Linked DNA regions of Mus musculus: region 2 is linked to region 1. A link is a loop called in an ENCODE intact Hi-C map of the cell type or tissue named here. Cell type or tissue: left cerebral cortex. All regions are shown on one strand.

Evidence for each region. Hi-C counts contacts between places; a loop is a spot of excess contacts. Peaks named below come from ENCODE experiments on the same cell type or tissue, not always from the same donor. Only the 100,000 strongest peaks of a DNase experiment are listed, where the experiment ranks them.
Region 2: it touches region 1 in a loop (2.0-fold over the local background); 1 of 42 quality-filtered maps calls a loop at or near these places.

The regions. Positions count from the first base shown.
Region 1 is chr4:134,622,814-134,627,813 of GRCm38, forward strand. The region is part of intron 2 of Man1c1 (mannosidase, alpha, class 1C, member 1); the gene reads right to left. Among named protein-coding and RNA genes, the nearest start is that of Gm42326, 33 kb to the left of the region's middle. In left cerebral cortex, a CTCF peak has its summit at 3,033 (motif pointing left); DNase peaks (open chromatin) are centred at 1,450, 3,721 and 4,016; H3K27ac peaks cover 3,191 bases.
Region 2 is chr4:134,747,326-134,752,325 of GRCm38, forward strand. Ldlrap1 (low density lipoprotein receptor adaptor protein 1) reads right to left here. Exons shown (of 9, transcript NM_145554.2): 5 at 3,057-3,129; 6 at 2,634-2,717; 7 at 2,012-2,142; 8 at 957-991. Among named protein-coding and RNA genes, the nearest start is that of Ldlrap1, 18 kb to the right of the region's middle. In left cerebral cortex, a CTCF peak has its summit at 2,143 (motif pointing right); a DNase peak (open chromatin) is centred at 1,767.

The DNA.
Region 1 (5,000 bases):
AGGCCATGGAGTCTCTAAGAGCACGCCCACCCCCCAGTGACACACTTCCTCCAGCAAGGCTGCACACTCAAGCACACACACGTGCACACATACAGATTAAGTAATTTCAAGAGCTGAAAAGACTTCCAAGGCTATTATAGTGGCATACACCTCTAATCCTAGCACACTTGAGGCAGAGGCAGGCAGATCTCCGTGGTTTGAGGCCAGTCTGTTCTACATAGCAAGTTCCAGGACACCCAGGGCTGCATAGAAAAACCATTTCAAAAAAATTGTTCTCCTGGGCTAAGAAGTGGTTGGCTCAGCAGTTGTGAGCATTAACTGGCCTTCCAGAGGTCCCGAGTTCAATTCCCAGCAACCACATGGTGGCTCACAACCCATCTGTAATAGGATCTGATGCCCTTTTCTGTGTGTCTGAAGACAGCTACAGTGTACTCATACATAAAATAAATAAATAAATCTTTTTAAAAATTGTTTTCCATACTCAGACAATGCCAACACGGATAACAGAGTTTGCTCAAACTTCACCAGACTGGACAGACACACAGGCACATCAGTGATGAGGGCACATGCCACCTGGTGAAAGGCTTTGAGTCCGTGAAAGCAGCTTTAAAATGACAGCGTCAGGCTGGGGAGACGGCCTGGCTGTTAACAGAATCTGCTGCAGAACTGTGAAGGCTAAGATCAGATCTCAGCACACACAGAACATAAACACACACACACACACACACATCACTCTCTCACACACACACCACACATCTCTCTCTCTCTCTCTCTCTCTCTCTCTCTCACACACACACACACACACACACACACACATCACTCTCTCACACACACACCACACATCTCTCTCTCTCTCTCTCTCTCTCTCTCTCTCTCTCTCACACACACACACACACACACACACACACACACACATGACTCACCAGGCTCATCCTCCCCACTGGGGCTTCTGGGCTGCTAGCAAGACTCAAGCTAGAGGCTCAGTTAGACTCTGCCTCAAAGGAATACAGTGGAGAGAAATAGAGGGGGGCACCCAGCACCCACTCTGGCTGCTACATGCACTTCTGAATGTATCAGTGCACGTGCACGCACACACACACACACACACACACACACACACATTATTTAATAAATGAACATATAAATAGGAGATGGCCATGTTTTTGGCACTGCTTCATTCACTAGTCCATCCTGTAGGAACTTAGCCTTGAGAACCAGTGACAAACCAGACGTGAAATGCGCCGGGTCTCCAGATCCCTTAACACCGGAGCCTCAGGTGACAAGAGGATTCTGCTCCACCTGGCAAAGAGGCCCTTCCCACAGAGAAGAGAAAATTTGGGACACAAATCAGCTCTCTGGAAACAGAAGTGACATTTTCACAGGATCAGCTGGAGGCCGGGAAAACTGCAAACTCTAAGTATTCCTGGTGTCGTAACTCTGTCAGCTGTGTTGACGCTGACAAGATGCTTAGCCAGCAACCTCAGACCCGTGCCAAACTGAAGCGGTTAGATGTGTAAGCCGTGTAACAACCGCCCTTCGGGGCTCTGTCGGAAGCCTGTGAGCAGGCTGAGGCCCTGCTCCTCCAGCCTGCCTGGCATCTCTGGGGGGCCTGCTTCCCTCCTCTCCTCACGCTGGGGGCTGTGCAGCTCTGAAGCACACTCATTTGTTCAGGCATCTGATGGGGACGGGGAGGGGATTGGGGGCCAGTGGGAGGCTGCACCTGCCTTCAGAAAATAGTGTCTGCCTGCCGCAGTGCCGATCTTTAGAGAGAGGCATTAATCCAGTGAACCTCATGCAGGCAATGGTGGTTGGAGGCCGGAAGGGAGATAAGGGATGGATGAGAGCCACTCAGCCTTGGAAGAGATAAAGTACTTGCTGGGAACCCCAAGGCCACAGACCTGCTTTTCTGGCCATTGATCAGAGGAGAGGTGAGCAGGATGTGCCAGGCCTGCACAGTGGTGGTGTCTGTGGGTATAGCCAGCCTGGGCTAGGGAGGCAGGGCCCAGACCTGTCATGGGGAAGAGCTGTTTGTTGCAATAAGGCTTCTTTAACCTCCTTCACTCTCCCCTCTTCATAGAAGATCTTACCATATAACCTGGGTCAGTCCTCAGTCATCCTCCTGCCTCAGCTTCTTGAGAAGCTGGAACTACCAATACACAGCACACATGAAGGACAGATTCTTAGCTTCCTTCTCTGTGGAATCGGGCCTCTCCTTCCATCTTTAGGTGTGCCCCAGGATGTATCCAACACAGGCTATCCGGCTTGGCCACTAACACCTTTACCCTCTGAGCCATCTTGCTGGCCTTCAAGGTTTTTCTTATTAGAAGTACCGAAGTCCCATTGGAGGCTGATATCCACCCATAGCTCAGCCCCTCCTTGGCAACGCCTTAGAAACAGTATGAGGTTGATGGGAGATGTTCTCCACTGGGGTGGGTAGTAGTCTCAAGTACTTAGCATGTGGCCAGCTGGAAGACGGGTTCTTACAACTGGTCTACCTGCCGTGTGCAGATTCTGTAGTCTGTCAGCTAACATCAGCTGAGCCACTGCACATATGGCTGTTTTCCAGGCCACCCCTACTGTCCCCAGTATAGCAGGAGCCCAGCTACAAGGCAGACTTGGCACCTATGGGATGAGAGTAGGGGGCTTGAGGTGCCAAAATCCTATCTGGGTCAACTAGCAGGGGCTAGTCACTTCAGGGCCCTGACCTGGCTCTGTAGCAGTGCTCGCTTACCTGGTCTAAGATATCAGAACCATCATAGAGACACAGAGATATTGTGCTCAACCCAGATTCCCAGGCCAGCTCCAGACCCCACCCCACCCCCACCCCAAACTGAGTCTGCTGTAGATGGAACCAAACTCCAATGGGACGTGTGGGTACCAAATCTGGGCTGGAGAGATAGCTCAGCGGTTAAGATCGTGCCCTGAACTTCTAGAGGACAGGGGTTCAATTCCTGACATCCACACCAGGCAGCTCACAGCTGCCTGGAACGTCAAGAGGCTATGACGTCCCCTTCTGGTCTCTGCAGGAACTGCACTCATGTGCATAACACACAGTGATATGTACTTTAAAAAAAATAATAATAAAAGTGTTTTTAAAAGATGAATAGCTTTACTATCGAGTTCATTTCAGAGCTGGCGAGCCCATGTTCAAGGGAAGGTGGGTTAAAGGGGCCACAGATGGTACAGCAGGGAAGGGGCTCCTTAATAGACAGATCAGGAAATATTCACGAGAAAGATGATGTCGATAATGGTGACGGGAGCTGAGCACAGTGTCTCTTGCATGCAATTTCAGCACTGAGGGAACGGGGAAAGGAGGAACAGGAGCTCAAGGCTACCCAGAGCTACAACGAGGAGTTCAAGGCCAGCTTGAGCTACGGAAGACTCTCTCAAAAAAACCCAAACCCCAAGATTAATAATAAAGGCATCAAAGTCAGAAAATGTCCTTATGATGCATTAACTAAGCTCACCCTCAACCATCGCAATTCCCATGTTTCCAGGAAAGGAAACTGAGGCACAGGAATGTTGACTCATATCCCCGAGGTTCACACAGGCAGCAAGCACATGGTACACAAGGTTTCCTGATACTGAAGCCTGTACAACTTTCTAGCTAACCACCCAGCCGTAGAGGGTTCACCTTCCCCAGTCCGTGGGTTGAGCTATCCACTCCAACATGTTCTGGGAGGGGAGGCTGGACCCTGGAGAGATGCCCAGACTTGCTCCCACTCCCTGTTCCCTGAAGGAGAGACATGTACAGCCAGCCCCCAGAACCTGGCAGAGCCCAGAGAATACATTTTTCAAAGACTGCAGGAACTTTTTTGCACTTGCTTCTTGGTCTGAGGGAGTTTGATGTTCGGGAATTCAAGCCCTTCAAATGAAGCCACTTCAGGGTTTGCTTCAGGCAAGAAAGCAGGCTTCAGTTTTTTTTTTTTTCCCCCCACAGAAGTCTTCTTCATTAGCCAGGAGCTGCAGCCTCTTAGGGTGGCAGGGAATGTCAAGCGACAGCTTTGTCTGGAGTGTTCGAGATTCTTTCTCATCCTCCGCGTGAGGAAGGTTAGTCTGGCTTCTTATTTTTAGATCCTAAGGCAGGGAAGAGGGACACCAGCTACCAAGGCAAGCAGCGTTGATAGAGCAGCCCCCTTCTAAGTCATCAGAACACAGTCCTGCCTCCTCTAGGTGCCTCTGAGCCTGATGTTGAAGCTGCCTGAGGCCCTCATACATGCATGGTCCTACACCCCCCACCTCACCTACCCCTACTGGCCCAGAAAAGAAAGAGGTCTCAGCTTTGGAGGCAGCCCAGATCTGACCACCTGTGCAGCAGGGGCAGGTCACCCCCTGGAGTCTGTTCACCCTTTAAGATGTAATGGCTGGCGCTCAAGAGGAAGCATCCTGATTTGAAGAGAGGAGGAAACAGGCTGTTGCTGGGTTGCTAAGGTCAACATTGGGGGCAACAGTGAGACAGGCCCAGGATTCAGATCCACTAGGCAGGGAAAGGCAGCTCTACGCACCGGGGTCCATATGACTTCCTGGGGCCTCGCAGGTGGTCTTTGGGACCCCTTTCTCGCGCTTTTCTTTTCTTGTTTGGTTGAGACAAGTTCTCACTCTTAGTCCAGGCTAGACTTTGACCTCCTGATCCTCCTGCCTCCAACCTTCAATGTGGGGACTGTAAGCCTACACTATCATACCCAACTCCACTTCCTCTGTTACAAAGAGAGAAAAGGGCCATTTACAGCTGTATCACTATAAAGATGTGTCTGATCTCATCTGGGTACATTATTACATGTGCTTTTTTTTTTCTTCTGATTCGAAAAGAAATTGAAATTAAAACATTCTGTGGGCCCATGGGCCCCATGTGTTATACTTAATGAAGTAGTCAGCCTGCACAGAGCCATGAGGAGTGATCTACGGCTGAGTGCACAGAGATCTCTGACGCCCAGACCCCACTCCCACACTTCCCAACCCCTGTCAGACAGTGGCCTCCTGGGTGTGGCCTGTGCTGTCCC
Region 2 (5,000 bases), 120 kb after region 1:
TCCGCAGAGGAAGTAGAGCCCCAGACAACAGGATGCCCAAGAGAATCAGAGCCGTGATACCCTGCTCTAACAGAGGCCAGGGCATCCACTGAGCCAGTCGTAGGCAGGAAATGTTCAATGAGAAGACTTGGCGTGAGTGGGGTTAGTATGTGCTTGACAGTCACACAGGAGACATTACTGGTTTGTTCTGTCTGCCTTACTGTCCGGAGGAGCCTGGAGAGGCCAGTGCAAGGTCGCTCTGTCCTCAGGAGGGAACCGTAGGGGATATAAACACCTGGATGGAGGCCTCTGACAGCCCTGAGTGACTGCACAGGCCCCAGGACCAAGGCTGTGAGCTAACAGATACCAGGCATGCTCATGATCAGGGTCAGCAGACGTGGGGCCAGTCTGGGCCAAGGGACTATAATACAGTGATTTGATTTTTGAAATTGATAGTAAGGACCTGTGACAACCAAACATTCATGAAAAGTAGATGAAGCTGTTTTTCAAATGTGGGACAAGTCAGGCAGTGACTCGGGAAGGTGGGAGAAAGAGGCCTGAGTCCTTGGCCAGGCCTCACCTGCTGATCGGACCCTGGTTGCAGCAAGAGGTGCAAGAGGGAGGAGGGAGGCTGGAGGGCAAAGGCACCAACCCTAAGCAAAGCCCTGAGACAGGAGGCAATGAAGACCCTTTGCATCCAAAGGGGGAACGAAGGAGGCCCAGGGACCCGGGCCAGAGGAACCAGAGGAACCCAGTCCTCACCCGCAGCCTTCTCAAGCTACGCCTGCATTTTGACTGAACTGCAAAAGCTTTTTCACACATCAGACACCATGCAAGGTTTTCGTTCCTTCGTAGTAAGCTCCCGGTCTCGAGAAATCCAAGAATTGTTGTGCAGAAAGCTAAAGCCCAAGGGTAAAGGAGAGCCCAGGTCCAGCCCGAGACCTGCACCGAGCACAAGCCCTCAGAGTGTTTGTTACCTTGAAAATGCTTCGTCCAGGCCGTCATCCAGCTCCTGGGAAACAAATGGAGAAGTAAGAACTCTGGGTGGGGTCGTGTCCCCAAGGGAGCTACAGGGACCCGGGACCTGTATGTGTGTGTGTGGTGGGGGGAGGGGGTGCCTATAGGAACTAGCACAGGCAGGCTTCCTTCATACCCAATCCATGGTCTCAAAACTGGGGCCTGGCCTGTGGACCATACATTTAATCCTAGTACTTGACAGATTTCTGAGTTTGAGGCCAAAGTTCAGAACAGCCAGGGCTATGTAGAGAGCCTCTGTCTCAAAAGTCAAAACAACCTGACAGAAAGAAAGGAAGGCAAGGCAAGGCAAGGCCAGGCCAGGCCAGGCCAGGCTGGAACCATGACAGTCACCAGGTGTCATTCCACAGTGACTCTTGGCCCAGAAGGCTAGCCAGGACCAAATGGAGCAAGGAATCCGCAGATGCTGGAGCAGGGTCCAATCGGTCCGTCAGTGCTGCTAGGATGCTAACATCTGCATTGTCTATGATGCACTGGGATAATACAGACTGAAACCGACTGAAACCCAAATGAAAACTGAAATTAAGAGCCATTCAGGTTCCTCTGGGAGATGCTGTGGAAGGCCAGTGTCCTCACTGAGGGAAAGAAAAAGCTGACACAGAGGTCAGGCGCAGGCCATGAGTCCTGAGAGCCAGCAGCAGGGCTGTGCCCTTAGACAGCTGAGAAGGGAAGATGCCAGGCACAAACCTGCCATGCCCAGAACAAGGGAGCCTTTGCTGCTCAGGGTGGGAAGGGCCACAGACTCCAAGTCAGAGTATTGTGAGGAGACGGCTGTGCTGGGGACCAGGCCTGTCAAGGACACAACCGTGGCTTCAGAGGGGACATTGTTCAGCCACTCCACCCAGAGCCTGGGTTCTTTGTGCTGGGTCTAGTCCGCCCAGAGGCCTCTAAGTCATGGTCTCAGGGCCTGGACCTGGGAACCACTCCATGCTCGTTCAGAGACCTGGCTAAAGCTCACTGGATCCCCAAACCATGCCCAGGCCACAGAGCTACTCACCCAGACGACGCTGTTGTTGCCCAAGACCTGAGGCCGTGGTGTCTCGTCCACGTTGTTGGTATTAGCGCTGACTGTAGATAACGGGGCCTTAGCCACCTCTTCCAAATCCAGCAGGTTCCCGGTAGCGACCACTAGGGGGAGTCAGTTGGGGACATTAGGAAGAAAGGAGGTACAGCCCCTCTGGCCTCTGCAAGCATTCTGGTACTCCTGCACTATACTGGTCCTGACTTGTTCTCGGACTCTGACCTTGTCCAGATGTAGGACCCTGATCACCTGGATCCCCACCCGGACCCAGTTCCACCTGGAGCTCCAGGGCAGTTGCTTGCTAGAGAGGACCTGTGGCCCCAGAGGGCAGACCTGGAACCTGCAAATTCCTAACAGGAACTGAATGCACAAAAGCACACCAAGTAGGCTGGGATGTCTACCGGGCTCTGAGGCAGACAGGAGCGCATATGCACTTGTGCGTATTCCTAGGGCACACCCAGGTACGCGCACGAGCAAGCACAGCAACCTCTTAGCTCCCGACAAGGCACTTGTGTTGCAGACTTTAACAGAACAGGAAACAGCAAGAGTCCAGGAGGGAAGGCCTGGGTAGAGGGCAAGCCTGGTGCCCAAGACTCACAGGTTTTCAGTGAGGGGGTGCTGTCCCGTCGGGTCCCTGGGACGTCTCCTCCTTCCTGGTTGGCTTTCTCCCTTTTCTCTTTCTCTGTGGGATCAAGGCATGAGCTGCTGAGCCCTTAAAGCAGACACCACCGTCTCCAATTAGCCACTGGGGAGGAGGCAGGCTGAGTATGCTCAGAGGCAGGCGGAGGTCGCCATCAAAGAGGAGCAACACCTTCCAGGGTTCCCTTAAACCCAAACACTCTAAAGGAGGGGGAAGACGGCCTTTGTCCAGATGGGGAAACTGAGGCTTAGAGAAGTAACAGGACCTGTTCAGAACCACAAACCCAGGACGAGATGAGGGTGGGGTCAGCCTGGGTCTGACGCCTGCCTGGAACCTGTCCCTTCCCACATCACTCACAGTGCCCGGGGGGGGAAGACTCACCTTCCTTGGACACCTGCCAAAACTCAAAGGCAACTTTGAAGGCTTGGGCTACAGTCAGGGTGACGGCTTGGGCCTGAAAAACAGGAAATGGGGGTGGGGATGGGTGCAGTGTCAGCCAGCAAAAGCAAGTATGAACTGGAGGGCTGAGGGGGTGCCCACCCCATGCCAAGCTCCGAAAGGCTGAGGGAAGGGGGCAGGGGCCTAGCTCTCTCATTTCCCACAAACAGCCTAGGGCATAATGAAGCCACAGCCTGGAGAGGCAGCTGAAACCTACTGAAGCACTTCCTGTCCAGTCCCTCCAACAATGGCTGCTCACCACCTGCCTCTTCAGGCATACCTAAACCAACTGTGAGGGCTACTTCTTCTGGGAAGTCCTCCTGGGTTATCTGAGGATTCCCTACACTCACAGAACTCTTGGACCAGGTAGCAGAAGACAGGAGGCGAAGAGCCTAACCATACTTGAATGAACTACTAATGAATAGTGGAAGTCCCACTATTCAGGGTTACAGGGCATTTGGGGGTGCCAGCCGCTGAAAACTGACACCCCCCCCCCCAGCAAAGTAGGAGGTAGCACAATCGAGATGCTGGCAAGGGTTAGGAACAAAAGCCATCTAGCACATGACCAGCCTATGAGCGGGTGCCTTGGCGCCACCTCTGTCACCAACACAGGGCTTTACAGACCTGCCCACCTCCCTCTGGAATCTGCTGGTGGAAGTGTCTCTATCTCATAGGCTTACATCCCAATGTGTATGTTTCCTACAATCGAGGAGAGAACCACAGCTCAGACAGAGCCCTCAAGTGACAGCGATGGTGTCTAAGGTCCTGATTGGGGCTACAGTCTCCTGTTAGCCCCATCCTGTGGTAACCGGCTCGGCGCTGGGAGTGCAGGGAAGGGCACCACACTCCTTCAATTGCAGAACAAGCTCAGTGTTGAGCAGCTTCCACCAGACAACTCGATTTAATTGAGAAATAAATTTGTGGCCACCGCCTTCAAAACTCTTTTAAAAAAAATTTTTTTGAACTCTCCAAACGGACTGATCTGCGCCAATTAAACCTCACAAAGTATAAAATCTCATTTGAATGTCTCCGTCATTTACATTTTTGAAGGAAGTACGGATGCTTTATGGTAAAACTTAAATATGGTAATTAAGTATGAAACTCTTCACAGCTGTTTACAATTTAAGCTGTCACGTCTGAATCGAGTTTAATAGACCCAGTTACCATTGAGAATTGCCCATGAACTAAAAATATGGGCTAATTACCAGCCCAAGTCAGAGCACTATACTCTGGAGCAAGGGCTGGTCACCCATGTGGCACGGCTACGGAAACGCCATTATGTCTACCTGCAGTAACCCGGGGACAGAGGTTTATGCTGTTTACATAAATCTGGTTCATTTGCCTTCCTGCCCCTCTGCCGGGTACAGTAAGTCGTAGTAAACATGTAACCGGAGCTGAAATGTGAAGCAATAAGGGCAGGTAGCTGCAGGGCTGGGCTGGGAAGGCCTGGGGGTGACCTGCTTTCCCAGGGACCCCTCCCCATCGATGTGTCACGGGAACACCCAGAGGGAAGACCTGTATTCCCCAGGCCACTGTGCTGCCCTCCTGGGACCTCTGCTGTAGATCTGTCTGTCTTATTAGCCAGAAGATTCCACTTGGCCCAACTGTCCACATCCTTATCTTGCTCCCCAGAAGCAGGCCTCATCAATAAGTCAAAGAGGGGCAGGCATGCAGCATACACACGCCCTGTGCTCACTATCAGCCCTGCCAGGGTTTACCTGGCTCCCACGTTAACTTCTGTACAAAGAATACTAAGGTCTACGTGGAGGAAACAGCTCTGTCCCTTGGCCAGACAGAACTGGGGTGTCCCAGCCTATGCCTACGTGGTGAGCCTAAACTCCTCCCCTTCTGAGCATAGAGGCCGCGCTCGCTCGCAGAGCTGAGGCT